Regions from separate parts of the Homo sapiens genome. Here region 1 is linked to region 2. A link is a loop called in an ENCODE intact Hi-C map of the cell type or tissue named here. Cell type or tissue: dorsolateral prefrontal cortex. All regions are shown on one strand. Links, peaks and the distances in the headings refer to the core of each region. The heading gives the core; the rest is flanking DNA.

What was found. Peaks named below come from ENCODE experiments on the same cell type or tissue, not always from the same donor. Only the 100,000 strongest peaks of a DNase experiment are listed, where the experiment ranks them.
Region 1: it touches region 2 in a loop (2.5-fold over the local background); 2 of 110 quality-filtered maps call a loop at or near these places.

Annotation. Positions count from the first base shown.
Region 1 is chr5:127,837,332-127,853,209 of GRCh38, reverse strand. The region is part of intron 5 of CCDC192 (coiled-coil domain containing 192); the gene reads right to left. Among named protein-coding and RNA genes, the nearest start is that of CCDC192, 140 kb to the right of the region's middle. In dorsolateral prefrontal cortex, for the core only: CTCF peaks have their summits at 8,183 and 8,386; a DNase peak (open chromatin) is centred at 8,469; H3K4me3 peaks cover 664 bases; H3K27ac peaks cover 2,373 bases.
Region 2 is chr5:128,188,208-128,204,085 of GRCh38, reverse strand. SLC12A2 (solute carrier family 12 member 2) reads right to left here. Exons shown (of 27, transcript NM_001046.3): 27 at 14,409-15,878. Among named protein-coding and RNA genes, the nearest start is that of SLC12A2, 110 kb to the right of the region's middle. RefSeq lists a silencer at 2,477-2,656 and an enhancer at 5,462-5,841. In dorsolateral prefrontal cortex, for the core only: no CTCF peak of the experiment used is centred there; no DNase peak of the experiment used is centred there; H3K27ac peaks cover 472 bases.

The DNA of each region.
Region 1 (15,878 bases), core at 6,156-10,155, 350 kb after region 2:
TCCAGTTGCTGAAACTTCCACTGGTGTTAACTTGGTAGAATATTCTGGTGGACAGTAAACATCTGGGTTGGTGCAAAGATTCAGACTCTTTCAGCATGGGGATAGCAGAATTTTTTTTTTCTGAGACAGTCTTGCTCTGTTGCCCAGGCTGGAGTGCAGTGGCACGATCTCAGCTCACTGCAAGCTCCGCCTCCTGGGTTCACACCTTTCTCCTGCCTCAGCCTCCTGAGTAGCTGGGACTACAGGCACCCGCCACCACACCCGGCTAATTTTTTGTATTTTTCAGTAGAGACGGGGTTTCACTGTGTTAGCCAGGATGGTCTCTATCTCCTGACCATCTGCCCGCCTCGGCCTCCCAGAGTGCTGGGATTACAGGTGTGAGCCACCGCACCCGGCCAGGGATAGCAGCATTTGAAAACAATGAACTGGCTTGCTGTGATGAAGCCTAAAGAGAATAATGGGTAACTGATGATAGTTGCCAAACAGTTAAGAACTAAGTGTGAGGACCACCAGGCATCTTTAGTAGCTTACAAAGTGTCTCTCCCTCCTGTTATGGGAGAATAGCTGCAGTGAGGAGCAAACTCAGAGTTTTATAGTCAGGGTTGCTAAGCTTCAAAGACAACAGAGGGCTCAGCCGAGGCTCTGGTTGGGACAACCTGGGACCCCGAAACGTGAGATGGAGATATCTGGGTGAATGCCACAGAAGTTTGTGGCTCTGAAGGCTATCCTGACCCCTCAGAGTGTGTAAATGTGACTGTGTGTTTCACATAACAGCCAATACTTCCCCCATGTGAGAAAACACTGCAGAGGCCTCTCTTCCACAGGCTGAACAGGTACTCCCCTTAAGGGCTACACCCACCTTTTCTCCTGTCTATCATGTAAAAACAAGGTAATAATCAAACATATGCTTTATGCGTAAAGAAAATAATTGTGAAAATGTGAGTAAATTCAATTAAATGCAAAATCAAGCACTATTTTACATATACCTTCAACAGGATGAACTGTGACTAAGCCAGACTGACGAGAATAATTGAAGGGGAAGTCAAGGAGAGGAGGCACGTGTGATAGGCAGTAGTGTTTGCTCTCTGGGGTTGGTATCGTGGAAAACATTTTGAGCACAAAATAAGAATTATTGACTTCAGCAGAGAGGGGACCATAAAACTAGTGTTCACATTTAATTTTAACTGTTAAATTTTGAATGGTTATAAAACTGGTTTAATTTTTCATTACCATAAATATTTACAACCCTCAATATATCACAGAACACCTACAACCCATTCTTGGAACACACAGTATTCTGGCAAACCAGTTGGTAAACTCTGAGACAGAGCAATAGCTAGACAGATGTGTGGGCTCAATGTAAGTCATTTTTCTTAACTGGGAGGGATGTAACCATGTTCAAGTGTTGACAGGAAGAATCTAGTTAAAAGGGAAATTTAAAAATACAAGAAAGAGGCCAGGCACAGTGGTTCACGCCTGTAATCCCAGCACTTTGGGAGGCCGAGGCGGGCAGATCACGAGGTCAGGAGTTCGAGACCAGCCTGACCAACATGGTGAAATCCTGTCTCTACTAAAAATGCAAAAATTAGCCAGGTGTGGTGGCGTGCACCTGTAATTCCACCTACTCAGGAAGCTGAGGCAGAAGAATCGCTTGAACCTGGGAGGTGGAGGTTGCAGTGAGCTGAGATCATGCCACTGCACTCCAGCTTGGGTGACAGAGCGAGACTCCATCTCAAAAAAACAAAACAACAACAGCAATAACCAAAAAAACAAGAAAGACATGGATAGTTGATATATGAATAGTTGATATTAAATATCATAAATAGTTGATATTCCAAGATTCCTGAGATAGTGGGAGAGGACTTGACCAAAAGCTAGGTGAATGTTGGTCTCGAAGAAGTAGGTACACAGGTTTGCATGGTGGTAGGAAGCTGAATTGGCCTGTCTGATAACATTTTAGAATAATTTCCTAATCCCTGCTCAGGGTTCTTAGTTGTAAATCATAGACACCAATTTAATAAAAATAATTTACTGCTGAGAAATTTGGAGAATGAGATCAGAAAACAGGCCAAAGACAAGGGAGATTTGCAGAAGCCAGGACAAGCACCCAATCCTGCAGCAGAACTAGTCTCAGGTGGCCCAGATTGCAAAGCCTCCATGGTGGCACCAGGGACAGGTGCTTCTTGTTGCTTCTGCAACCTCTGCTTCTGATGCTTTGTTTGTTTGTTGTTGTTGTTGTTTTTCAAGATGGAGTCTCTCTCTGTCGCCCAGGCTGGAGTGCAGTGGTGTGGCCTCAGCTCACCGCAACCTCCACCTCACGGGTTCAAGCGATTCTTCTGCCTCAGCCTCCGGAGTGGCTGGGATTACCGGCGCCTGCCACCATGCCTGGCTAATTTTTGTATTTTTAGTAGATATAGGGTTTCACCATGTTGGCCAAGCTGGTCTTGAACTCCTAAACTCAGGTGATTTGCCTGCCTCGGCCTCCCAAATTGCTGGGATTACAGGCTTGAGCCACCGCACCTGGCCCTCTGCTGCTTTGGAAACCGAAATTTGCTAGTGCCCCAAGGAATTCTCCCTGCCCTTTCCTGTGCATCTCAAACTCTCAACTCTCAGTGCAGGGAATGTACATCTGACTGATCATATTCTTTCATCCAGGCTGCAAGGGACGTTGGCCTGCTTATACGGTGGGCTCTGCTTTCCTTGAAGACCTATAGAATGGAGAATTTCCTTGTTATAGGTAAGGGGTTCCAAATTCTGGGAAGCTAAAATATCCACCAAGATGCCTACTGCACACCATGGAGTACCTTTGTGAGAATCAGCAAAAGATGCCCATTGAGATAGATGCATTCTAGTGCATTAGCCCTGGGAGTACCTTTAAGAGAATTTTTAAAAATTACTCTTTCTCTGGGGGGATCCTTTCCTGAGTCAAGGAGCTCAGTTAGACCAGCAGAATGTAGCTGAATTTTAGTCCCCACTTGCCCCTGAGCTGGGTGCCCTTGTCCAAATATATGCGATGTTCCTGGTGGCTCTACACCTGCCAGAGATAAGGGGATTAAGTGTGATCATGAAACCACATGCAAAGAAGCGACAGATTCAGGCGGCAGCACTGATCCCAAGCTCTATAATCCCTACGGCCTTTATTTTACAACCAGCCTTAAAGGCATAAACTACTATTGCTTTACAGTCAGTTAGCAGATGTTATCAGAAAAAGCAGATAAACCCTCTTTTATTTCTTTTGTTGTTGTAATTCTCCAAGTGTGGATCTGAGTAAGTACAGAAGTCTGGTAGGTATAATAAATGCAATTGATCTTGTTTTCACTAAAGACTTGAAAGGTCTTATTTGGATTTTCTGAGTCCTATCCTGAGAGATTCTTCTTCACAAAAAAATTTTCTCAGGCTGGATCCTGAGCTGTAAGTCTTGATTTAGTTTAGGAAACAGGACTGGCTTTAGGAAAAGGTATTACTGAGAAGTTGAAGATTTGTTTCTGCTTCCTTGGTCTTGTATCTCTCTCCACCTCTTTATGAGCCTTACAAATCTCTAACCTAAGTCAAGTATAAATTACTCATTTGGCAACATTTCATTTCCTTTTACAGGCTTTAGGAGCCTAAGGCCAAAAATATGAATCTCTAATGATGGTATTTAGGTACTTGTAGGCAGTGGAGGAAGGTTCTCTCAGGGCCGACGAAATCACTCTTTTGTCCCAGGAGAGCCAACTCTTTCTATATTCTGGAATTCCTGAGGCTATCTTGCAGACATTCTCTTGAACAGAGGTGAGCCAAGCTGGACAGACCTCTGGAGATCATCCTAGATCAGAGTGGCCAGTTGAAGTCAGCCTCTATCCCCTGTGGCTTGTGGGCTGCTAAGCTGAGAGTGCTGAGGAGGTGGGAATCCTGGCTGTAGAACTGGGGAGAATAAGGCAGTCTAGGCTTACTAATTTCAAGTAAATTCAATGTCCTTTTATTTATTTATTTATTTTTGAGACAGAGTCTCACTCTTTCGCCTAGGCTGGAGTGCAGTGGCATGCGACCTCAGCTCACTGCAACCTCTGCCTCTTGGGTTCAATTGATTCTCCCACCTCAGCCTCCCGAGTAGCTGAGATTATAGGCACCTGTCACCACGCCCTGCTAATTTTTGTATTTTTAGTAGAGATGGGGTTTCACTACATTGGCCAGGCTGGCCTCAAACTCTTGACTTCAAGTGATCTGCCCGCCTCAGCCTCCCAAAATGCTGGGATTACAGGTACGAGCCACCACACCTGGCTATATAGACAGGATTTCTAAAGTTTACACAGAAGCCTTTCTTTCTGAGTAGGTGGCAAACTGCTCCTTTTATATAGTTTATCTTCAATGTAAAATTTACATAACTAGTGTCTTTTCAAATTTAAATAATGGATACTGCCTTTTCTCCCCAGAACGACCTAAGTGTCTCTGAAGTAATAATGATAGCTAATTCTTATTCAGTACTTTCTGCATGCCAGATACTATTCTAAGCACTTTACATATATTAACTCATAAGAACACGATAAGAATTTTATGTGGTAGAGACTCTTATTAGCCTTTTTATTTTGCAGTAGAGGAAACTAAGGCACAGAAGATAGGCCAAGGTGAGTGGCAGAGTTTAGGTGAGAAGTCACATCTAGTAAGTGGCAGAGATGGGTTTTGAATCCCTGAAGAGTTATCCGGCCTGAGCTTTTAATTGCTATTGTTGGACTGGCTTCAATAAGGAAAGTTACCCAGGCTCTCCAGGAAGAAAATATGAAGGCTAGAAGTAAGGTCAGGAATTGGATAGCCAATGGATATCAGGTAAACTCAGACCAAGAAAATAAAAGTACAGAAATGCAAACAGGCCCAGGGAAGGAGGAAGTTCCAAGTTCACTCTCAAGTTGGGCAATGGCTAAATCCCTCTGTGTTCCATTTGTTGTGAAGTTGTTTTATGACCCTCTGAATAAAAAGACTGAGCCTGTGTGACCACGTGAAGGGTTTACTATGGCACTGACTCCAGGAGGACACAGAAATGCTTCACAGACTGCAACCATAAGAGAGAACCAGGACCATGCTTAGGAGCAGTAATGATAAGAAAACTGTAGCCACTCAGGAGTTTGGTCACCAAACATAGAGATTAAAAAAAAAATCACTGTAATCCCAGCACTTTGGGAGGCTGAGGCAGGCGAATCACTTGAGGTCAGGAGTTTGAAGACCAGGCTGGCCAACATGGTGAAATCCTGTCTCTACTGAAAATACAAAAATTAGCTGGGTGTGGTGGTGGGCACCAGTAATCCCAACTGTTCGGGAAGCTGAGGCAGTAGAATCGCTTGAATCCAGGAGGTGGAGGTTGCAGTGAGCATTTATTTATGTATTTATTTATTTATTTATTTATTTATTTATTTAAGATGGAGTCTCACTCTGTTGCCCAGGCTGGAGTGCAGTGGTGCAAACTTGGCTCACCGCAACCTCCACCTTCCAGGTTCAAGTGGATTCTCCTGCCTCAGCCTTCTGAGTAGCTGGGATTACAGGTGCCTGCCACCACGCCTGGTAATTTTTGTATTTTTAGTAGAGACGGAGTTTCACCATGTTGGTCAGGCTGATCTTGAACCAGTCCTGTTTTTTAAATAAAACTTTTATATTTTGCCAATCAGAAACGTACAAAATGACATATAGCTATTTTGACTTACTTTAGTTATGAGGGAAGTCAAACATCTTATCTGTTTATATTTTATGTCCATTAAATATGGACATACTGGGTTTAAACATTAAATTGGCTGTTTTCACCTTCTGTCATAAAGTTCTATATCTTTTGAAAGTAGATTGGTCTTTAAAAGAAATACTGTCAGCAGCAAAAATATAACGGACTATTCACTATGTGAATTTCAAGGGAAGAAGCTTCTTGGAAGATGAGTTAATAATGGAGGAAAAATGTGAAAAATAATTTTGATTTTATCAGATGGCTAGGAGGCAAGGATATTCTAAACAGAGGAAACAGCATGAGAAATGGCATGAGACTGTGAAAGTATGGGTCCACCTTGAATGGGCAAAAGTGCATGGGGGAAAGTAATGAAACACAAAGCATAGCAAGAGATTAGATTGTGCAAACTCTTAAAGGTAGCACCATGGAAATTTGTTCTGTAGAAAATCATGAGTCATACTTTTAACCATTGGATGGACATTTGGAAATAACACTGGTTTGATGATGAAAATAAACACGGGACCAGTTGAGAGATGATGAAGGCCTGCACAAGAGGGGGACTGTGGAAATGCTGAGCAGGGAAAATATTAATCGACCTTTTTCCAAGGTAGAATTGACAGAATGTGGGAACCCATTAGTTCTAGAAATGGGGACAAGGGAGGAATCACTGATGTTTCCCTGTTTTTTTTTTTTTTTTTTTTTTTTTTGCTTTATTGACTAGGTGAATGGAAACATCTTTAATTAAAATAGGCACTATGGCCAAGCGCGGTGGCTCACGCCAGTAATCCCAGCAGTTTTGGAGGCTGAGGTGGGTGGATCACTTGAGGCCAGGAGTTCGAGACTAGCCTGGCCAACATGATGAAACCCTGTTTCTACTAGAAATACAAAAATTAACCGGGCGTGGTGGTGAGCGCCTGTAATCCCAGCTGCTCGGGAGGCTGAGGCATGAGAATCGCTTGAACCTGGGAGGTGGAGGTTGTGGTGAGCCGAAATCCTGCCATTGCATGCCAGCCTAGGTGACAAGAGTGAAACTCCTTCTCAAAATAAAAATAAAAACAAAATAAAATAGGCACTACAAAGAAAGATAATATGCTTTTGTGGGCGTAAGGGGTGTGTGGGGTGAAAACGGGTGCAAAATAAGTCCAGTTTTAACATTTAGATGCCTGTAAGAGGTCAAGGAGAAGATTCAGCCTTGTTTCATGTATTCATTCATTTAACAATTTTTTTTTTTTTTTTTTGAGACCGAGTCTTGCTCTGTCGCCCAGGCTGGAGTGCAGTGGCACGATCTTGGCTCACTGCAACCTCCGCCTCCCGGGTTCAAGGAATTCTTCTGCCTTAGCCTCCCGAGTAGCTGGGACTACAGGCACGCACCACCACCACTGGCTAATTTTTGTATTTTTAATAGAGATGGGGTTTCACCATGTTGGCCAGGCTGGTCTCGAACTCCTGACCTCATGATCCACCTGCCTCAGCCTGCCAAAGTGCTGGGATTACAGGAGTGAGCCACCAAGCCCGGCCAAACAAATATTCTTTTATTATTGAATGCTACTTATCTAGGCCCTATTCTAGATTCAAGGGAGACCATTGCAGGAAAGACAAAGTGCTGGCTTTTATAAAGGTTACATTCTACTGAAAGTAGTTAGAATATTAATTTCAGGACAAATTTATGATACACAGGAATGATATCTTACTCCTTGGGTACAGTGAGGGACCATTAATATGTATAGCACATACATGTCCCTCTTGACTCAGCATAATTTTTTCATGCTAAAGTAAGAGTTATAGCTTTTTTTTTAAAATTGCATTCTGTTGTTTCTGTCTATCATCTATTTAAACCCAAGGTCTTGCTCGCAATAGAATCTTCATTTATGACAAAATTCACATGGGAAACTAGCAAATACCTTGAAATGATTTGCTTGATGACAAATTTTTCAGATAAATCAGTAAACTGTGTTTGTTTGTTTGTTTTTCCTCTGAGCCTCACTTGTCTTATTTGTTCACTAAGGGGCTTGCAAAATGATCTCAAATGCCACCTCCCTGAGCTCGGTCAAGTCTGTCCCATGTGGTTTCCTCGTCCTATTACTTCAACTCTCTCCTCAGTACTATTCACAGCTATAAATATGCTTAAGACTTTCCTTTCATACAAACAAATCAACAAAAGAACCACCTTCTTAGTGCACATGCCCCTCAAGCTCTCACCCTGTGCTCTCATTCGTGGCCACATGTCTTGAAAGGGCGGCCCACTCTCACTATTCCTACTAGCAGCATCCCAACTCACTCCCTGACTCTCCTCCAGACAGCTCCAGTCTCCATGACTGACATGGAGGCAAGAACATGGCTTCTTGGCTAATAACAGCCATTTATTAAAATAAAAACTGCATCTTTCTTGCTTTTCTTAGATGGTGGTATTTACTAGTTTTATTCCAAATGCTGCTTTTTCAAGTCCATCCAGCTCCTTCTTAGTATCTCAGGGTTATTTGTTCTTCCACACATGACCCTTCTTAAGAACAGAGACTAGCAGTGCAATCTTGCTATCTTCAAAGAACCACAAAGAGAAGGGTGGCGCCCTTTGGTTTAAAAAATAATAAACAAATAACAAAAGTCAATTCCGCTGAAATGGTGGCACAAGGCCCTGTGAGGCTTCAGACATTATTTCCTCCTCCTGTCTTCCCAGGGTTTCTTGGTATTTTAGGGACACCTGCTGACGGTGTCAGCTGCCAGAATATTGCTGGCACCACATGGTACGAAACAACAAAAGAGCAAAGACAGGGCACTGTTGGCTGGGCTGCTCGGCAGGCTGCCACTGTGAATGCACAAAGAGCAGCCACACCATCCACATCCTGCTGCGTCCCCAAAATATCTCACTCATCCGCCACACAGCCCTGTCTCCTCACCCTTTGTCTCTGCTAGAGGGAAATCCAGCCTAGTGCTGGATGAGAAAGATTCACCGGGTCGCTCAGAGTGACCTGGGCAGGAGCAGACACCCTCACAAGGCAGGGGTGAGCATACCAAAGAAAAATTGCTTAAGTTAAACCAAACCCTGAATCTGTCTAGAACTCGGGCTCTATTCTACTCAGCTCTGTTATTGTGATGGTTGGCTTTGTAGTCTTTGTCAAATCCATTTCTGAAATCACCTGTCTTACCCATCACAATATCTTTCAACTAAATTGTCTCTAAATCCTGTTGCCTCATTAACAAGTTTAATCTACTTTGAAAATTAGACTTTGAGGCAAACAGGGATGAAATGATTAAGCTAGCACAGCTTCAGGTATAAATTTTCACTATGAGAAATGTATTCATTGCCTGCTGCAGGATCTGTCAAAGCACATATTCAATTACTGATGGCTTGCAAGATTTTTCCTGTCTTATGAGATGCCATGGAACAGGGCAAGAAGAAAGACACAAAAATGGGGCCATAAAGGCAAAGAAATATACACTGGCAGACTCTTGAAAAGGGATGATGTTGTTTATTTTACGTTTTTTATAGGGATGGGTTCAACACAAATTAAAATCTATAAAAATAGCTGGTCCATATAATGTCTGATAACCCAGGAATGCACACCTTTCTAATGTGCTAATATAAAGAAGATTAAAACAGTTAAACTAGAATATGGTTTTACATTTGTTTAAGCTACTTTTTTCCCTTCTTACATCACATAGAATGTTATCAAAGCTGATGGCATGAAGGAAGGGGAAAAGAAAGAAATCGCCTACATGAAAACCTGCAGACCTTGGGTAGGATCTGGTAATGTATTTCTTGCCTCTGGCTAAGTCAAGAGTTATTCTTGGGGCTGGGCGAGGTGGCTCATGCCTATAATTCTAGCACTTTGGGAGGGCCAGGCAGGCGGATCACCTGAGGTCAGGAGTTCGAGACCAGCCCGGCCAATATGAGGAAATCCCGTCTTTACTAAAAATACAAAAGTTAGCCAGGCATGGTAGTGCATGCCTGTAATACCAGCTACTCGGGAGGCTGAGGCAGGAGAAGCACTTGAACCCGGGAGGTAGAGGTTGTAGTAAGCCAAGATCACACCACTGCACTCCAGCCTGGGCGACTGAGCAAGATTCCGTCTCAAAAAAAAAAAAAAGAGTTATTCTTGGATAATTACTGTGTAAATGATAATAAAATCAACAACGGCTTAAATCCCTGGCAAAAAATTGAAGTCACTAAGAGATTAAAAAAAAAACTTTTGGCTGGCTGCGATGGCTCACGCCTGTAATCCCAGCACTTTGGGAGGCTGAGGCGGGTGGATTACGAGGTCAGGAGATCGAGACCATCCGGGGTAACATGGTGAAACCTCGTCTCTACTAAAAATACAAAAAAAAAATTAGCCGGGCATGGTGGCGGGCACCTGTAATCCCAGCTACTCGGGAGGCTGAGGCAGAAGAATGGTGAGAATCCAGGAGGCAGAGCTTGCAGTGAGCCAAGATCGTGCCACTGCACTCCAGCCTGGGCAACTGAGCAAGACTCCATCTCAAAAAAAAAAAAAAAAAAAAAAACTTGACTAAAATACAGCCCAGGAAATTAAGGTGATGAAGCAGAAAGTGTACACTATCACAGATGCCATGAAACTCCAATTCCTTGCACTTTTCGCCATAGGCAGTATGTCCAGGAAGGCTGCTCCCAACAGGCCCTGTATAGTGGAAGTTGTGACAGTCTCTATTTCCATTTTCATTTCTTTTGATTGTTTCCTCATCCAGAGAATTAGGGGATTAGCCAGGTTGCATCTAAGACATCATAGCTCTGAGTTCTAAGATTCTAGTATAATCATTGAGGCAATCTAGAGGGGTGAACATGTTGGCCAACTCTAGACCAGTTAGCTTGCAGATGTGTAGCATTCACTACATTTCAAAAGTTTCAATTAGTTGCCAATATTTAAAAATTGGAATATTTTGTAGAAAATTACACATGTATAACTGCTTTTGAAAGTAGGACTGGCTACATCGCTTTTGAAATCCAGTGCAAAATGAAAAGTCCAGGTACCTTTTGTTCAAAAATTATTAAGAATTTTGGCCGGGCACAGTAGCTCATGCCTGTAATCCCAGCACTTTGGAAGGCCAAGGTGGGAGGATTGCTTGAGCCCAGGATGTCAAGATCAGCCTGGGGAAGATGGCAAGACCACATCTTTACAAACAATTTAAATATTAGCTGGGCATGGTGGTTCACACCTGTCATCCCAGCTACTTCGAGGCTGAGGCTCCTAGGAGGATCCCTTGAAAACAGGAAGTTGAGTTAGCAGTGAGCTATGATAGTACTGCTGTACTCCAAGCTAAGCCGCAAAGTGAGACCTGTCTCTAGAAAAATTAAAAATACTAATAATAAAAAAGAATTTCAAGATGGGGATAGCAGAGCATCAAACCAGGTGTGGGTCCTTCTGAGTGCTGGCCCTGGGGCACTGCAGGGAATGCATGCCCTTGAAGCCAGCCCTGCTAGAAAATTCAGAGGAGCTGGCACCTCCGCCCATTTTCCTTACAAAAAGCAATGGGAGCTAAGTGGTGGCTCCCCCTTTAAAACAGAGCCTGTCTTCTCTGGGTCAACACAGCCTCTGTCACTCCCTTTTCTGTCCTCATTGAGGCCAAGCAATAGTCAACATTCATCATTGCACTTGCTCAGTGGATTTTTCACTGCAGCTTCACTGAACTCATTTACACAACCTGCCTGGCCCCTGTAGAAACAAGAGCTGTTCCCTCTGGTCCAAACATTAAAACTGCCCCCATACCAAGGCATGCTTACTGATCACTCGTTGGGCTGGTGACCCAAGGCTTGGGTCATGGCTCATGACCATGGGAGCCACCCATACACACGTTGGACAACTCCGTTTGTTCTAAGACAGTGTAGTCAAGGGTGAGTATATGTTAAGAAGCAGCTCAGCATGGACCACAGGGCCTCCCCACTCCAGGACCTCAACATGCCTTTCTTGCTCCAGAGGGGTTACATGGAATAATGCAGACTAGGAGACAGATGAAGCCTCTTTCATTCTAGTATTCAAAGAAATCTACCATTTTATGAAAACTTGAAAGATTGTGTTCTAAAATGAAAACCAAGATTAAAAAAAAATTGGCAAACACAGATGCTAGTTTAAAAAATCACTCCTTGTTTGCAAATCAACACCCACACAAAATGTTGAACATCAGTCATTCCCTTCAACCCCATCTGGTGCACATTGATGAATCTTTCCCCTGAGAGAAAGTAATGCACTTTGGGAACTCAGAGGACAAATCTGAAGGGCTCAGCTCTTCCAGGTTATAATATACTCCGAAATTATGTGCTTTGTTCTCTTGAGCCTCAAAATTCACCATAAGCTAAAAGTGTATTTCGGACTCCACTATACTGTTGCTCCACATCCTAATACTAATTTGCCTCTTAAGGGCACATACAAACTGAAGAAATGTCTTTCTGCTAACAGTTCCTTTTCCTCTTTGTTTGACATGATGTTGTTCCTGGCACTGTAAAGTATTTCAATTTTTGGGACCATTTCCAGGTCACATCTTATTTCTATACAAGATTTGTTCTATACAAAACCTGAAAAGGCTCAAAGGTCAGGGTTCTGGTTGACTTGTTTTGCCAGATTTCTCCCACTTGGTCAACATTTTTACTTCACTTCCTAGCTGAAGCCTGTGCCAGTGCTTTTACATTCATCAAACTTAAAAACCCACATGGTAAATATTTGGTAGAAACTTTATATGTGAGTAATTAAAAACATGATAGATTTAACCCTTAAGTGAGCAATATGATGAAACGTATTGCTTTTTATTGCTTCTAGTAACTCTTTCTCTTTCACTAGTCTTGCTCTTAAACCTAGATAATGATGAATATTTTACATTTAGTCGTAATAGGTCTTTTTCAAAAAGTGCTTAACTTCCTGGAGTCTTACTGCAGCTCAAAAAAATGTGAAATAATTTAACAATTTAATAAATTAATTAATAATTTAATAAAATAATTTTACCACACCTTCATTTTTGTACTTGTCTTTATTCTGTTCTATTGACATTTATGTATACCATTATAGGCACATACATTGCATGTTTTCCTATATGTATGTCTTTATTTTGTTTACTTGTTTGGAATGTTCTAAGAAAAAAGACTGCAAATGTGCTTTTTTTCTTTGAAGCTTTATTTCTACTCCACCCATGCAACTACAGGGCTCTGTGTGTCCTGTGGTTACTCAATAAATATTAGGGATACAGAGATAATTTGACGATTATAAAACTTAAGCCAACCTCAAACTTTCTTCACTTCCTCTTTTTCTTTCTCAGCCTTATACATTTAACTTCTTACCCAGTTATTTAAGAATGTCAAGTCCAAGAATCCTATGTAATGTTGCTTTCTAAAACAATGGCTGTATTTTCTACTTGTGGCTCTCATTCCTAGCCAGCAAGGGTAGGGGACTCTGGCTTCAGGTTTTCATGACAGCCACCCTCAGACCTCTCAAATTGAAACATCAACCTTCACCCTCAGGGTCTTTGCTAGCCATCCTAAGTGAGTCTGCAATAATGGCTCACATTTGTTAAGTGTTTATTAAGTGTCATATGCTCTTCTGAGAACTTTACATAGATTGTTTTATTTAATTCTCATGAAACTTTATGAAGTAGGTGCAAATATTACCATAGTTCTTTGAGGCTCTGATGCATTTTTTTTCAAATCTCTGAAATAAGAATTTGCCTTAAGATGGAGTATTGGCAGTATTTTTAAAAACTCTTATTTGTACATAAAAGGATCATATATATATATATATCTTACAATCCATAGACTCTTAGTGTGATGAAATACAGTATCCCTATTCAATCGGCAAGGATACACAGCTCAGAGAAGTTAACCTAAGGTCACGAGGCTGTACAGTCATTCCAGAGCCCAGTCCCTTGACCACTTCCCTGCAATGTTGTGTAATGGTACTTGCCACTTTTCTCCATAATTATATCTTTATAAAAATATTCAAATTTATTATTTTAAAAACCAATGATTATTTTTATTTTGTGATTTAAAAGTTGACCTGTATTCATTATAAAAACTTTAAAAATAGAAAATTTAAGAAAGAATTATAAATCACCTGAAATTCTACTAAGATTACTATTGCTAACATTTTGGTATATTTTCTTCCTGGCTTTTGTTTTCTTATGTACATTAAAACATACTTTATAACATTTGTAGCATACTAATACATATAACATTTGTAGTGATGTGGTTATGTATTCCTCTCTTTTCACTTAACACTGAATGATGACCATTTCCCCTTGCTATTATATGTTCTGTGATAACATGACTTTGAATGGTCATCTACTTCCTCTTGTGGAGTTGTACTGTAATTTAACACTTAGTTTGTTTCCAGTTTTTCACCTTAAGCACTTGTAATAGGTAGCCTTATTATTGCCTTAGCATTCCAAGAACTGTTTATACTTATTTTTAAGTTATCAGGCCTTTCTCAGTTTATCAAGAGAATTAAGAGTGTATACCTTCCATATGGAGGAAGACCTGTATGTCTTAAGTGTCTGAAAAATCCAGGGTTCAGGTGAAAACCATTTACCTAAAGAGAATAACAGCTTCCTGTGGAGCTGCTACTTGGCATTGTTCAGCCTCCTTGGGAGGGGATGTAATCTCACGGGAAGAGGCCCAGGCTGTCAGTGTGTTTGAGGCTGAGTCACCCCAGCGACAGTCTTTGCTGCCTACCAGTTCTGGTCACACCACTGAAGTACAGACTACACACAGGATGCTGCTTTCACAGTGTTGAGGAGAGAGTGTGGGATACACAGGAAGAGTGAATATGGAAATTGGGGTCTAGGCAATCTGATGTGTACATTTTTAGCGCTCTTGATCTTCTGAGCCTCATTTTCTTTTTCACCTCTTCTCAGTACTGGCAACAAGGAGGTGAAATGTACAAGTAACCATCGTAGCAGAACTCAGTCTTTAAAAAAGGTTTCAGTGGACCTAAGAAAAGGAAGTTTTAAGAGAGACCATGGGAAGACTGCACATTCTTGACAACCCATCCACCTATCCTGAGAAAGACATTCTGTACCTATTCCACCTTCAGAAAATAAACACTGTCAATTGTGGCTTTTATTTCCTGAGTACATACATGTTTACTAATATAATTAAAATGCATCTTGAAAATTAATGTCCCCTGAAGACGAAGAGGTATTATTTTCTCAGTATCACCAATTAAAAGTCTTTAATAACATCTTTCCATTTTCAGTTGAACAATTTAGAACTCTTTAAGTGACCATGACTATAATTTTCTCTAAGTGAAACAAAAATACATTATTCTTGTTATGTCCTTATTAATACTCACGCCAACTATATGTGACATTGTGCTAGGTGCTGTAGAAACTAGGCTTCTTGCTTTCCCAGAGGCTACAAAGTGAGGCAAAGTTTGAAGGCATTGTAGGAGTCAGGGAGATGAAAGAAGACTGAACAGGATTGCTTACCCATGCGGGGTTGAGAATTGGGTAGATAACGTCTCTTTGCATAACCAATACTTAATAGAGAGTTCACATTTCAGAATCTATGTTATGGAATCTGGCCTAATTCTTTTCTTTTTTTGAGATGGAGTCTTGCTCTATCACCAGGCTGGAGTGCTGGAGTGCAGTGGTGCAATCTCAGCTCACTGCAACCTCCGCCTCCTGGGTTCAAGCAATTCCCTTGCCTCAGCCTCCTGAGTAGCTGGGACTACAGGCGTGCACCACCATGCCTGGCTAATTTTTTGTATTTTACTAGAGATGAGGTTTCACCATGTTGGCCAGGATGGTCTCCATCTCCCGACCTCATGATCTGCCCACTTCGACCTCCCAAAGTGCTGGGATTACAGGTGTGAGCCACTGAATTAGCCAGAATCTGGTCTAATTCTTATTCATCAGTACAAAATAATGAAGATTTGTTTGGAGACAAATGGTGCCAATTTCCAGGTGGCTCTTGGCCATAGTGAAGTGTAATCCCTGTGCACAAAGTGTTTACATTCTGATATGGTTAGGCTTTTTGTCCCCACTAAATCTCATATTGAATCATAATCCCCAGGTGTTGAGGGAGAGACCTAGTGGGAGGTGACTGGATCATGGGAGTCGTTTCCTCCATGCTATTCTTATGATAGTGAGTGAGTTCTCACAACATCTGATGGTTTTACAAACATCTGGCATTTACCCTGCTTGCACTTCTCTCTCACCTGCCACTATATAAGATGTGCCTGCTTCCTCTTCCACCATGATTGTA
Region 2 (15,878 bases), core at 7,048-11,047:
CCTTTTACCACTGTGTTAGTTCAAGCTGCCATAGTAAGATACCATTAGAGTGAGTGGCTTAAATCACAGAAATGTATTTCTCACAGTTCCAGCAGCTGAGAAGTCTAAGATCAAGGTGCCAGCAAGGTTTGGTTCCTGTGAGGACTCTTCCTGATTTGCACCTGGCCACCCGCTGTGTTTTCTGTCCACAGTGCATGCCTTTCCTCAGTGCAAGCATGTGGAGAGGGAGCAACCTCTGGTTTCTCTTCCTCTTCTATGTACTCTCATCCTGTGGGATCTAGGCCCTATCCTTATTACCTTACTTTAATTACTTCTGTAAAAGCCCCATGTCTAAATATAGTCACATTGGGGATTAGGGCTTCAACAGATGAATACTAGGGGGTGGAGGGGGTATACGAATCTTCAGTCCATAAAAGCCACACTAGCAAATGCAGTCAAAAGCACACTTCCATACCAAAGGGGCTAGAAGCTAAAACTATAAGCACACTTCTCTCCCAAAGGGGCTAGAAGCTGCAGCTGCCTGCTCTTAGCCCAACTTAGAGCAGGATTTTGTTTACGGACCAATCACTTTGACAACCCAGGCCAGAGTCATATAAACACCATCAAAGCCTGAGTGGATCAGCCCCACCCTAGCCAGAGAGAAAGTGCCTCATCCCAAAGGGAAATGTTGAGTCTCATCAAAGAAAAGGGGCAAGATGAGGCCAAACAGTAAATAGCCCACAATGCAAGGTCCACAGTCAAGGAACCTGCATCCCAGGCTTAGATGGGGCAGAGACTGCCTGTGTGTCCAATGGCTAGTCACCAAACTCTATACCCCTGTGCATTAGTCCGTTTTCACGCTGCTATGAAGAAATGGGTAATTTATAAAGAGACTGGATAACTTCTAAAGAAAACAGGTTTTATTGACTCACTGCTCCACATTGATGGGGAGGCCTCAGAAAACTTACAATCATGGCAGAAGGGGAAGCAGGCACATCTTACATGGTGGCAGGAGAGAAAGTGTGAGCGTGTGAGGGAGGCACTGTCAAACACTTACAAAGCCATCAGATCTCGTGAGAACTCACTATCACCAGAACAGCATGGGGGAAACTGCCCCCATGATCCAGTCACCTTCCATCAGGTCACTTTCCTATATATGGGGGGATTATGGGGATTGCAATTCAAGATGAGATTTGAGTGGGGACGCAAAGCCAAACCATATCACCCTGGTACCCCCAGATTACAGCACTGGGAAGATGAGAGGAGAAACATATGTGACAGCACTCAAGAACCAGAACTCAGAACTCAGGGGCTAGAAGGGAACTTTAGGATCCCCACCTCCCTCATTTAACAAATTTTTCAAAACTAGTCTACAGAGGTAGATGTAAGACAACTTGATATGATAATTAAAATTGATTTCACACCACTAGACCTGAAAAAGACAAATTCATGCACATTTGCTAGCTGTCAGAACTTTAAGCAGGTGACTTCATCTCTCTCTTCATTTTATGATTAAATTGCCAATAAAAAAATCATCTCATAGGACTGTTCTCGAGATTACGCAACATACTTTGCAATGCAGAGATCAGAATGCCACACTCCACACTCATGTAACTCAGATGGGCCATGCAGACGTGAGGTTATTGGACTTGAGATATAAGCAGCTTTCTCTGGAGCCTGACGTCTATCTCCAACAGAAGGAGAGAACTGAGCAGGAGATCCTCACCTTACTATGGTTAGAATGTTTGTGTCCCTTCCAAAATTCATGTTGAAAGTGAATCCCCTGTGCAACAGGATTAAACATGCATCCTATAGGAAGGTGATTAGCATCTTATAAAATGGCTAGAGGGGGCAAGTTCATCTCTTCTTGTCCTTTTTGCCTTTCCTCCATGTGAGGATGGGGTTCGAGGTGCCATCTTGGAAGCAGAGATGGGGGCCCTCCCTAGACATTGAACCTGTCTCCGGAACTGTGATAAATACATTTTTGTTCTTTACAAATTACTCTGACTCAGGTACTCTGTTTACAGCAACACAAAGGGACCGAGACGCCTCTCTTGTATGAGGTCTTGTCATGCCAAGTGTATGGGATTTGGAGTCAGCCTGGTCACAGTTTGAACCCTTGTTACACCATTTTGAGACTGCGGACCTCAGAGAATCTGTTTCCTCTTCTGTAAAATGAGGTGACTATTCCTCTTCTGTAAAATGAGGTGACTATTCCTATCTAGCTTGGGGTACAGTAAGATTAAATAATGCATGTCAGATGCCTGGCACCTAGCGGGGATCCAGCTCATCTAGAACCTTCCCCGCTCTTTCCCCTCGCTTGTGTGGCAGGAGTGGTCTTGGGCATCATGAAATCATTCGACCCCAAACTGTCTCCCCGGCAGGAGTTTGTTTTGCTTTCTTGAAATCGGCCATCATTCAATTCCTCTGCCAGAGTCCATGTTAGCCTGAGACCAACTGGAAATTTTTTGCCTCTGAGAAAGGAAACCAGAGAGACTCCTCCGTGAGCTCCGGAGGAAGAGACGCCAGCCTTCTGACTTCTCAAAGCATGTTATTCGCATCACTACCTACTCAGGCCACACGGGGGAGCCGCGGGCCGGGCAAAGGCGAGTCCGCGCGCCCGCCCAGCGCACACCTGCCCGGCGGTGGCGGATGCCGGCTGCGGGCTCCCAGCGTGGGCCAAGAGTCCTCACTCGGCGAGTTACACTGAAATCAAAATGAAGCAGAAAGATGTGGCTTTAAAAAGAGAAAAACATTTTCAAGTCACGTGCTTTTTTCTTCGCTTCCCTCTTATCGTGAAATCTGAGAAATGTCAAACAAGAAAGGAATGAAGTAAATCAGGATTACAGTTTAATTCGAAGGCAGGTGGTGGGGGGTGAAGGGGAGGGAAGGAGGGAGGGAGGAAGGAAGCAGGAAGGAAGGATGGACGGATGAATGGGTCTATCCTAGGATCCTTCTGTTGGTGTGAAGTTGGGAGTGACTCGGGTTAAGCAGAAATGGGATTATGCGAACCCTCAGTCACGTGTCTGGGAAAAGGATCTCTTGAAAGACTGGAGGTTTTAACAAATAAGGATTTGCCCGCATTCGTGTACTTTTCGGCACTATTTTCTCAAAACAGCAGACACCTGTGGGACTGAATTGTTCACTAATCCTCAAAGAATAAAAGCAACCTAGAAGCATTTAAAGGGCAGTTAAGATAACAGCCTGAACTTGGACAAGCAGGTGGCCAGTTCCTTAAGCAAATACTTAGACACCTAACTAAACACTACCTCTCTTTTTTTCCTTGACTTAAGCATTTCAAACCAAGCCCCCACCACCTTCCTGAGCCAGGGTCCGCAGGAGCTCCAGGGCCACTACACATGGTGTTGCCCTGCCCTAGATAATCAGTAAGTATTCACTGAATCAATAAGCACTTTAATAAATGATCCTCTCTTCAAATCATCATTAACCTTAATCCTTAGCATGAAGGAAATAATGAAATAATGGTTATTATAAGTTAGGTCTCAAGAATTCAAGCATACATGAAACATGCCATGCAAATCATATTAGTGTGTAGTTGTTACAACTAGAACACTCAACCAAGTCACACGTTCCAAAAAGCTCCAATCCTAATAATGCTCCATGCCTATAACCCCTTTGAGCTATTCCCCTGTCACCAGCAGCCTTCCCCCTTTATAGATTTAATCTTTTCATTCATCCCTTCATGAAGTAAATCCTGTATTGAAAACTCCAAGCTGCTCACAAATAAGATAAGCCACTAGAGGTATGAAAGTGATTGTCAGTTACTCAATCTAATGGGGAAATCAAATAAATGACAGTGGGATCGTCCAACAGATCAGGTGGAAGGGCTACAGGAGGAGTGTGGTGATGGGATGTCACAGGAGTTTTACAGAGAAGGTGACTTTTGAGCTGTGTCATCAGGAAACAGTAAGACTTTGCTAGTTGGAAAAAGTCACAAGTAATAACTGCAGTTTCCCAATTCATAATGTTTAAAAAGCATGGGTTTTTGAGTCACACAGTCCTTAGACACTTGACAAGATAAGGCATTAATAGCAGAGGTTCATTTGGCTTTTTCACAGTGATAAATTCATTTATTTTTAAAATATTTTGGCACTCCCCTTTAGTTCTACAAATGTACTGATACTATACTACAGTTATCAGTGAAGCAACAGCATGTAGGAGTGGGATCCATGGGTTCACCTAATACCTTAAATATCTGCCATAATCTCTTGGTAGTCCTTCCCTCATCAGTGATGAATAAGTGGGAAACAAAATTATTACACAACCCATAGTGTTCATAAGAGAAACCAAACCAGTTCTTTGCTTCATTCATTCACTTATTCATTGACTCAGACATTAATATTAATTGCTGATTATGTTGCAAGCCTTGTCTAAGGTTACTACCCCTAAGGAGCTCCCAGATTGGTGTAGACCACAGAACAAAACCAGGTAACTCAAGTGTGTTACCAGGTGACACCAGCATAGTGAGGACATGAAACGGCCAAGCTGGTGAGCACAGAGGGGCACAGCAGAGAGGGACCCTAATCCAGACCTGTGGCATCAGAGAAAACTTCCTGGAGGAGGTCTTTCTGAGCTGCTTCTTGAAGAGTGCTGTACTTTCCTCTAATCTGGTCTGGAGGGCTCTCCCTGGAGAGGGGTTATAAATTCTAGTCCTGCCCTGATGGGGCTACAGGAAAGGCGGTCATGAGTATTTACAGTGTGCCTTTCATGGGATACTACTTTACCCTGGTCAATGGCCTCATGCCTAAGTGTCTGACTCATGACCAGGTGTCCCTCTCACAGGAAACTTGTTTATATTGGCAGACACCCTTGTGGCTCTTGTCTGACCTGTGTCCAGTGCATTCTTACCAAGATAGCCACTCTGTAGGAGAGCTCTGACGGGGAGAAGAGTTAGGTTCGACTGTGTCCGTGGGGTGAGACACAGAGGAGGCAGTGCAACAAACACATTAAATAACAAAAGCAGTGCATTACCTACAGACCCAGAGAGAAGAGGGCAGCACGCCTTGCCTCACAGGGCCAGTGGGATGAGAAGAGCTGTCCAGGACACATGCACTCAACCAAGGAGTGGGGAGCAAGAGAGAGAGAACCTGTGGGACTAAAGCCTTTACTGGGGACCAGGGCATTACCCAGTTTCCCGTGGGTAATTCTACTTGGTGGGTTTGGAGCAAGCAGGTCCATGTCTCATGCAGTCACACTGGGACTGGTCACTATGGCATATCTGCACAGTCCATGTTAGGTACGTGGGTCAGTAAGGTGATTCAAGTAGGCTGCATTGGGAGGTGGTCCCATAGGGAGGTGGTCACCAGGAGGCAGTTGTATAAGGCAATGTATAAGTCCATTTTCATGCTGCTGATAAAGACATACTTGAGACTGGATAATTTATAAAGAAAAAGAGGTTTAATGGACCCACAGTTCCACATGGCTGGGGAGGCCTCACAATCATGGTAGAAGGTGAAAGACATGTCTTACATGGTGGCAGTCAAGAGAGAATGAGAGCCAAGTGAAAGGGGTTTCCCCTTATAAAATCATCAGATCTCGTGAGTCTTATTCACTACCATGAGAACAGTATGGGGGAACCGCCCCCATGATTCAATTATCTCCCACTGTGTCCCTCCCACAACACATGAAAATTATGGGAGCTACAATTCAAGATGAGATTTGGGTGGGGACACAGCCAAACCATTATCAGGCAGATATCTGGATTGACCAGGTTGAGGAACTGGGAGGAAGTGTAGAACTGGAAACTCTGTCAAGGGTGACTGAGCCCTGCTTCTGGTATGAAAGAGTTTAAGTTTCAGTCAAAGTAGATGCTGCAGCAATGTAAAATTATGAGTTCATGACAAGGAGGAAAGTCAAAGGCCAGCCAGAGAGAATGGCATGTTCCACTGCCTGGAAGCAAAAGAGCCCACTGTGCCAATGGTTAGTCTGACTGGAGTATAGAGCTCCAGGCATGGCAAGTGGTGGCTGAAAATGAACCTAGAGAGAGGCGTGAAGGGCTCAGAAGTTGCTGAAGAACTTGGAATGCAGCCAAGGAATGGTTTTAAGCAGAAAAGCGATAAGATCAAATCTGTCTTTTGAACTTCACCCTGGCTTTAGTATAGAGACAGGTATAACAGAAGGCAAGAAGACAGATTAGAAACCTTTTGCAATAATGTGCGAGAAAAACACAACTGATCTTGGCTAATCAACAAAGTCCCAGTCTAAGTTAGAGGGCCAGAATGATGATTTGGATTCAGTTTAACTGGCCACTGCTTGGGTCTGCTGAAGAGCTAGCAAAGAAACTAGCAGGGAGGCACAGTGTAAAAATGATAGACGTAACCAAATTTCTTGTGGATGCAGCTGTCGTATTCAGGGGAGGAGGGTCCCCTCTCTGGAGGTGGAGGGAAGACTTTGAATAATGCCCAGATGCATTATTTGAATCAGCAAAAAGAGCCCACCTCTTCCCTGGCTGGACTCTGGACTCTGTTTCTTTCCATCATATTAGGCTTAGGGCAGGCCTGACATGGTCGGTCTCAGTGTTGGAACCCTGAACTGATGTCATGGAAAAAGGGCCGGTGAAAGGTAGGAAGATTAAAGATGTTGAGAAAAATGTCAATAGGATAGGGTGATGAATTGCACCTGAGCAGTGAGCAGAAGGGAGGAGTTCTGCAAGGTGTCTGGATTGGTTGAGCGCTGTTTTCTAATTCAGGAGAAAGGGGGAGAAAAGAGTTCATAGCAATTAACACTATACGCCAGCCAGTTTACATATTTTGACTTACTGAAATCTCATAACACTTCTGAAGGGGATCGTAGTATCCTCATCCTAGAGTTGAGCAGCAAGGCTCAGGGGGGCCAAGGGAAGTGTCTGTGCTCATAGGGAGCTGCAGAGTCAGCTTCAGGAATCCACAATCTCTCTGGAAAGCTACATCAACACTTCTCTTGTCTCTCACAGTTGGGCCTTCTGGTATTTTTATGCTCAACTTCTTAACTTCTCTGAAAAAAGCACGGTCTCCTGTAGTAAGCAGAAAACAATCTTCCACTCACTGAACTAAGCTGCTGACTTTTTACCTCATCACTTTTTTAGAAGTTCAAGGGATATTTCTTGTTTATCAGCTGCTCCAGTACAAGTTCATCTAACAGAACACGTCAGCTCTGTGTGCAATCTGAGCTTCACATGCAGCTTCCTGCCAATGAGCTAATTTTGTGGCATGGTTTTAGAAACAGAAGAGTTACTTTGATGTTTTGGAATAGTTAAGCCTCTTGGAGATACGAGCATGACTTTTCCTTTATCCACAAACTGCTATTTGCAAGACAGTGGAACCTCTTGGAAACCAACGAGTATCTTCATAGATTCATATCTAAGTACTTTTCTGAGATTATGAGAAAAATACATATTCCACGTGATTTAGGTCATTATTTCTAATAAGGGGACAGTTAGAGCACTGCTTCTCTGCTTTGGTTTCTTCAGCCATGACACCTGAGAAAATTAATGGAAGTGATAAATCCAAGAGAATGTGGCCTCCAGGGAACAGAAATCCAATCAAGAAATGACTATTTGACAGGTTGTATTATTATTCATCTGATGACTCTTATTTCTAGATATACAATGAAGAATGTCAAAGAAAAGGTAGCAAGCTACCCAATTCATGCAATAAAAGCAAATGTAAACCTTATAACTAAACGATAAATACAGCAGTCTTGTTTCAACATTATCATTATAGTGGACAATATAAACGTTATGTACCAGGCACAGTTCTAAACCTCTTCAATAAATTGTCTTACTTAAACCTTATAATGATCAGTAAGAAAACTATATTCCCATTTTACAGATATGGACACTGAGGCCAAGAAAAGTTCATTTGCAAATGACAAGAAGATGATTAGAATTTGGGCAGTCTGGCTTCAGAGCCTGTGGCTGTCATCTTAAATACTACTAGGAATAAACTCAGTTATGTATTTTAAGGGTAGCCTGGTTGACCCCAAGGGTAGCCTAGTTTATCTTGGTCTTGATAGACTTTTGCCTTTCCTACTAACAAAGTGTTGATAAAAGATTCTTAAGTCATTTCGTGACATGGCAAGGGAGAGAAAACAAAGTATCCTCTACCACTGTTCTCCCTCAACCCCTCCACACCCCAGCTCTGCAACTTAACAAGAATAAACTTATTGTTAACCCCTACAATCTTCATCAGTCCTTACGGTGGTTTTATGGCCTAGCTCTTACAACAAAAGATGAAGCCAGAAGAGCACCTTTTACTCTTTGAGGAACTGTCCTTTCCCCACTTGGTGTGTTCGGGTGGACACAGTACCCTATCCCCGACCTAGGTGATTGGTCCGGGGTGGACTGATATACCATCTATTTTTAGATATGAAAATAGAAATTCTTAAAAAGTTTAGTCATCACAAATAGTAATAAATCCATTGCATGTAAATACAAATAACTTTTTAAAAAGAAAATAACTATATTTTCCAAAAATGATTAGTAAGAAGATAGGCATTGCTCTGCATGTTTTCAAATCTCTTCAACATTTGGCTTAGTAGAAGACAGCCAGATTCTCATAGCTTCATAGATTCCATTAGCCATTGAAGCAATGAGGTTACCACATGTCAACTAACTTCTGGAAGACACCACTGTACGCTTGGCAGAGAATGAGTGAAAAAGGCAACTAACATCTTAACATTATAATGAAAGTAGTTTTGACTTTGCAGAACCCCATGAAGTTCCCATGTCACACTTTAGGAACCACTGCTCTAGGGAAATGTATCCATTTTTGACTTCACTACTTACTATTAAGGGCTTAGACTCTAAGAAGTTACATGTTTTACTGTAGACCTCATCTGCTAGATACGTAAATATTGTCTGTCTAGTATAAAAGATAACTCCACAGGTTAGGATCTGTCTCTAATTCAGCAAACATTTAAAAATGCTTTTCCTGGTGAAGACATACATCCTATTCCTTTCATTCTCCTTTGAACCACTTTTGCCTATTGGTTCTCTGACCAATGAGTTGAACATAATCTTTGACTTATTTACTCTATTTGTATACTTATGTTTTAAACTTTTGGAACATGATAGCTTGACATGCACTTGGCTATTTCTGGAGATTTCACCAAGTTTTCTGTAAGAAATGGTTAAACTTCTAGCTAGGCTGGCCCTTGTGAAAGTAGAAAGGAGACAACAGGTGATTTTGCTAAAAGAAACTCGCTCTTCCGCAGCTAGCAAACATGACTGGATGAGATTAAACAATCAAAGCCCTCTCAGCATTTAAAAATCCCAACTCTCAGTCTTGATCCACAGGAGCAAAGGGTAGATTCTAAAACCATGGACGCGATGGGGATCGGGAGGAGCCTGAGAACCAGGAGACCCCTGATCATCCCCTTCTAAGCCCCTCCTCTTATGCATACCCTTCTGGGCAAAAGCAATCTGGTGGAGTTGCAACATGCATGTATTGGACTGAATTATACACGTTCTGTTGGAGAGTGGTGGTGGTGGTGGTAACTAAGAAGGCAATGACAAAATACTCCAGTTATTACAAAAAAAAAAAAAAAAAAAAAGCCGGGCGTGGTGGCAGGCGCCTGTAGTCCCAGCTACTTGGGAGGCTGAGGCAGGAGAGTGGTGTGAACCTGGGAGGTGGAGCTTGCAGTGAGCCGAGATCACGCCACTGCACTCCAGCCTGGGCGACAGAGCAAGATTCTGTCTCAAAAAACAAACAAACAAACAAACAAAAAACTCCAATCATTCCGTTTGTCATGAAGAAAAAAGTGGTATGAGATGAACCTGTCATTCCTGCCACTGGTGTTGGCTCCCTCACTGTGGGATCCTAGTATTTATGTAATATTTGAACAACATTGTCCTAACTGCAAGCCAGCTGTTTCAGCTGGTACACAACTTAAGAAATAATGGAAGGAAAACCTAACTGTACTAGACTCATTGAGAAACAGAACTGTGTGGTTTGGAAGTGGTAAGTGATTTTCAAGTGCAATGATGACTTCCTGTGATGACTTTAGAATGTGACTTTGCCTAAATTGCAATTCCACAGGAGGCATTATGACCATCATAAAGTATTGGAGCAGGAAAGAGAATCTCTGCCAGACCATTGCAGCCAGTAAACTGAGAACTAGAAAATAGGCTGTGTTGGTGCTAAGAGAAAAAAAAAAAGAGCAGAGTTCAGATCAAGGATCAGATTTCCAAGGTTGCTGGAATTGCTCACCAGTCCTACAATACCCAAAGTCAGATCAACAAGTAGCTGGCTAGTTAAGGGTGTTGCCACAGAAACCTCTAGCCTGGCAACAAGCTTTTGAGACTTCTCTAGAGTAGTCCTCAGACCCCTCAGCCTACAGCAAACGTGCGCCCCCAGAATGGGAATCCTTACATGCAGCCATGGAAGACAATGGGTAAGCTGATGATCACAGAGGAGAACCTGGGGAAGCAGTGACTCACCATGGAACCCACTTTAAGGCCAGGGCTTCCTCTTCTCCCCATTTCCAAATGAGTGTTCTTACAGTGACTCTCCTATTTTCTCTCCGTAACTATATGTAAGCAGTCCAGCTGAGTGGTTAAGAGCACAGGGATCAGCGATATTCCCTGAATCTGGACTGAGGCTTTGCACTATGTGACCTGGATTCACTCCTGTTATCTCATCTGAGAAATGGGGATTACAGAGTCTACCTCACACTTGTGAGGATTAAATGAGGGCAAAACATTTCATTTATCTGGTACACAGAGGCCTTCAATAAATATCAGTCATTGTAAGGTATATTAGGGGTAAAAATATCATTTAGCCAATCATAGGTTGCTGGATCATGAGCAGCCACATCTGGATTTGATCATCATAAATATTCTGGACTAAGACATGTCCCTATAACTAGAGACTCCGAAGGAAGCAGATGACCTAGATTTTCTCTGATTTTTAGTTAAATGTGGGTCAGCACTATTCTTTAGGTCACTCCCAGTGGTATCTATTGGTTTGGTTTTCCCAACCTCCCTTTAATTTTTTTAGAGACGTGTTCTCACTGTTGCCTAGGCTTGAGTGTGGTGGCAGAATCATAGCTCATTGCAGCCTTGAATTCCTGGGCTCAAGTGATCCACCTCCTGAGTGGCTGGGTCTACAGGAATGTACCACCATGCCCGGGTTAATTATTTTTTTGTAGATACAGGATCTCACTATGTTGCCAAGGCCAGTATTGAAATCCTGGTTCCACCGATACTCCCGCCTCAGCCTCACATAGTGAGATTACAGGCGTGAGCCACCATGCCTGGCCTCCTTTTTTTTCAATAATAAAATCTGTTTTAAATGGAGAATCTACTTCAAGTCAAGTGGGCACAAGATTCATGTCTAATCAATGGCATGGCTGAATTGGGGGGATCACATTTCCCAAACTGAGCCCATTGGGACCCTTCCCTAGTCTTTTCTGCCAAAGCTTATGAGGAGACACCACCTTTTTACTGCAGCTGTTGTTAAGCCACCAGGACTGAGTATGGTTTTCTCAGAAGCCACAGAGCACACTACATGATGACAGTCTATGTGAAGAACTGTCACGCTTAGAAAGGCAAACCAGAGAAGGAAAGATGAGCCCTAAGGACCCCGTTCCAAGTCCCTGCTTACACTCACTGAAGTCCCTAAGCTCAGCTGCCTTCTATGGCTTCCTTTTTCTGTTACCCACCTTTGGGTTCTGTTCTTGCCACTGACAAAGACCTAATATAAAAGGGAAACACTGAGCAATTTGGAAAGGAGATAATCATTTGAATTCACAGCTGGTGTTAAGGGGAGATGGAAGTTACATGTATACCATGAAAGAAAGGACAAAAGGAAGTGTAAAGAAGGGAGGTTATATTGAGAAGTAGCCTACGTGAAGAATTTCACTTAGAGATTATGTGGCAGGACTAAAGTATGTGTTAACAAGCCCTGCCATTGATTCTGAGGCACACTAAAGTTTGGGAACCACTGTTCTAATCAATGTTTCAATACAAAATATACCTGTGCTTCCTTACCAATTTTCTGAAAAAACCCAAGTGCGAAATTTATGTTAATACTACTAAACTCACAAGGGCATGGACAGTAAGCAATGGATAGTCTTTACTGATGGAAAGACCACAGAGAAAACAGACTACCTGAAAGATGTAGATTATTATAGCTCTGAGACTGGCACCGTGTAGCTAACAGAAGGTGCTGGTTGTGTCAACAGATTTAAAAATTCAGAAAAAAACTAACTTCTTCACAGTTCACTATTTCCCAAAAGGAAATATGACACTAAGACTTAAAGGCACATATTTTGCAATTCATAAACCTTTTCTTGGAGCATAATTTTTCATCTCACTGTCACCAGCCACCTCCTTCCCAAACTGTCCTTGTCATCTTCTAAATTTCTTAAATAGTAACATTTCTTAGGAACTCAGAGGATAGTTTTCATGGCTTAAGCAAAAATGTTGTAAACTTAAAAATAATCTGTGACTTTCTGGTTATCCAAATGCATGCCTATAGATTGCTCCTTTTCAAATTGTGACTTCCTTGAAAAAATGGCTCAACTGAAGCTTAATTTAGAATGTAAAAGAGCAAATGTAGTATCTTTTAGTAGTTATACACCTTTATATGTACCTTATATAAATAAATATGAACAGTGCCTACTTAATTTTAAAACTGTCTTTTTTAGTATATCTTAGAGATATAATAGCTGGATATAAAGTCACCCTATAAATTGCTTGCTTTCTTAAGACGAAGTTAACTCTTCCAGGATGAAACCTCCACAATTCTCTACCTCAAAAGCTTCGGTAGTATTCTAACAAAATTCTGACAAGTATTGAGTCAGATTTTGGCATTCAATACCAATGGATCCTGATCCTGTTTTGTGGATCAAAAAAGTAAGCTTATTTTCATTTGTAGCTTTGGGTAGAATACACTGGTAGTTTGTATTCATATCCTAGAATCGTGGAACAAAGGATATGTGTTACCAATACACTATCATTTTGGGGAATGAGTTCCTGATCTGTGAGGACAGCAGCCACAAGGAAGGCTGCACAGCAGGAGGGGACAAATGCAGAGGCATTCACATTTTCCCTAATAGTTTCAAACTTTTACCTTGTCTAAGAAAAAATTAAAAGGTAGATTTAAGGAGGGAAAAAAATGGGCTGAGGTTCTTAATGCTATCATTTAACAGACCATGTTAAATGCCCATCATATAGGTAAAACAGGTCCATCACCATTGCCACCAGATTCCATACAGGACAATGAGACTTAGATCCTTAGGTATTCGACTACTACCAAAAAAAATATGTCAAGTTGGTTAACCCACCAACATGTTGTATTTATTATCTGAACTAGAGAAACTAAATAGTACTTTCTATTGAGCATATCCTAGAACTTGTACCATCTTTTCCCCAAAAGTTAAACATTAAACTACCATCTATTTCCTCTGGACCTACAAACTTCCTATAGGTACATAAACATAAAGAGGGAAGCATATCAAATGGATTTATCTTTTCTTCCTGGTGAGTGAACAACAAAAGCCTGCTGGCTCAAAGGTGAATGATGTTCCTGTTTTAAAAACTGTTGGATGGTCTGATATTAGAAAATGTCACATACATAGTTGCCTTCAAATTCTCTTTTAGCTTTCCAAATAAGTGAGTAAACTGGCCTGAATAGTGGCTTGAGAATAAGGAAGATGACAAATCAAAAAATGGATATTTACATTTTGTTTCAAACCTATTAAAGGCAGCCTGTAGCCAACCTATATTTCTAACTATAATTTGCCTTACCTGAACACACATTTACTGGGCGGACAGGTGTAAGTAATTTGGAAATGACCAATCTGGAAATGACCAATCTATCCCAGCCATCTATCTTATGGATCAGCCAGCAGTGAATGCATAATAAAGAAATTCCTGGGGATAAAAGACCTGGGCTCTAGACCAATATCCTTCCTTGATTTACCCCATGACCTTGGAAAACTCCCTAAACTGCTCCAAGCTGCTTTCTCAAGAGTAAAAGAAATAGCTGTCCTGCATATATACACACCTACAGTCATATTCAAATGAGAAAATGAAAATGCTTTCTAAAACTCTAAATGAGCTTAGACAAAAATCTTTGGAAGGAAAGAATCAGATTATATTCAGGGACTATGAATCGCTTTTAATCTTCCAGTTTCCTCATTCACAAATGAGAGATCTGGCCCAAAGATAAAGCAGAATTAGAAAAGCTAGGTCACTTAAAAAAATACCATAATGAGCTGCATCTCAGATGGTTCAGTCATACTGTGAGCATCAACAGTGATTATTGCAAAGGTTTAAGAATAGTGAACGACTTTTCCAGGGCGTGAATATTAAGGTAAAAGCTATTTTAAAAATTCAGAAATGAATGAAGCAATAGTTATCGAAATGAGATAAAACCACAAAGCTGGCAAAGACTTATTAAACAGATATAAGAATGGACATTAAATAGGTTTAATGAATCCACTTCCTTTATTGCAGTAACCTCTGTACAAAGCAGCAACTGCAATACTCAAGGTTAAAACATTAGAAAAGCATTTGTGTGACAGGTATATTACAGTATTATCAAAATATTACATTTTCAGACTTACTTAGCAGATAATCATCCACCAGAGCTTAAATCTTTAAATTATTTCCATAGTCTTAAAAAATATGTAATGTCAGAATGCATATAAAAAGAATGTAAAAGGAAACCTAAAATACAAATGGAATAATGTAACAAATAAATATTTGATTTCAGTAACTGTTAATAATCAGCTCAACACCACCATTCTCTCTAAACTCAATTTAATTCTTATAGGAATAATGAACTGTCAAATGCCATGGCATAATTATTTATTTCCAAGCTATCATCAATGATTAGAACTAAAAAAAATTTGGCATAAAAAAATCACAATTCAGCATAAATAAAGCTATTTTTAGCTTCAACACTAGCTAGCATCTCTAAGAATTGTTGAAATAAGTACTATAACCTTGAAAATTTTCGACCTGGTGTCTAGTGTTAAGTGAAAGTAATGCATTTTTTTTAAGTGAAAAGCTTCTTACATTATTTCACAGACAGTATTACCCACCCCACATTATGAATAGTTAGATATATTTTATGTACTTTATACCCACATGTATGACGCATGACATTTGGTTCCTGTAGTACAGATCACAATGTTGTTTTCCTGAATGGGAAAAACTTAAAAAAAAAAAAAAAAAAGGTAAGTGTACCTGTGCACATTTCAAGATAGCAGCACTCAGTCCATGCCCTATTATCCATCTTAAAAGTTCACACATTATTGTTTACTGAATAATATTTCTACTGTCTTTACCCCCAAACATTGCAAAACCTGCAATGGAACAATGCTGTGAGTTATAATGTAGAAATTTTTTTTTTTTTTTTTTTTAGAAAATCAGTTACTTCATTTTCTTAATATTCTGAATTCAAGTTATCAGATCTCTATACCTAGGTCATACTCATGAAGCAAAAATGCTGCACACCACTGAAAATAATAACGTTATAGATGTCTATCAAGATTCATGAAAACCAGCCAGGCGCAGTGGCTCGCACCTGTAATCCCAGCACTCTGGGAGGCTGAGGCGGGTGGATCACAAGGTCAAGAGATAGACACCATCCTAGCCAACACGGTGAAACCCTGTCTCTACTCAAAATACAAAAATTAGCTGGGCATGGTGGCGTGCACCCGTAGTCCCAGCTACTAGGGAGGCTGAGGCAGGAGAATCGCTTGAACTGGGGAGGTGGAGGTCGCAGTGAGCCAAGATCACGTTACTGCATTCCAGCGTGGCAACAGAGCAAGACTCCGTCTCAAAAAAAAAAAAAAAAAAAAAAAAGGATTCGTGAAAACCTGCATAAATTTTCCACCACAGAAACTTGTATCAATTAACCCACTTAACAGTATTTTAGGCGAAGTAT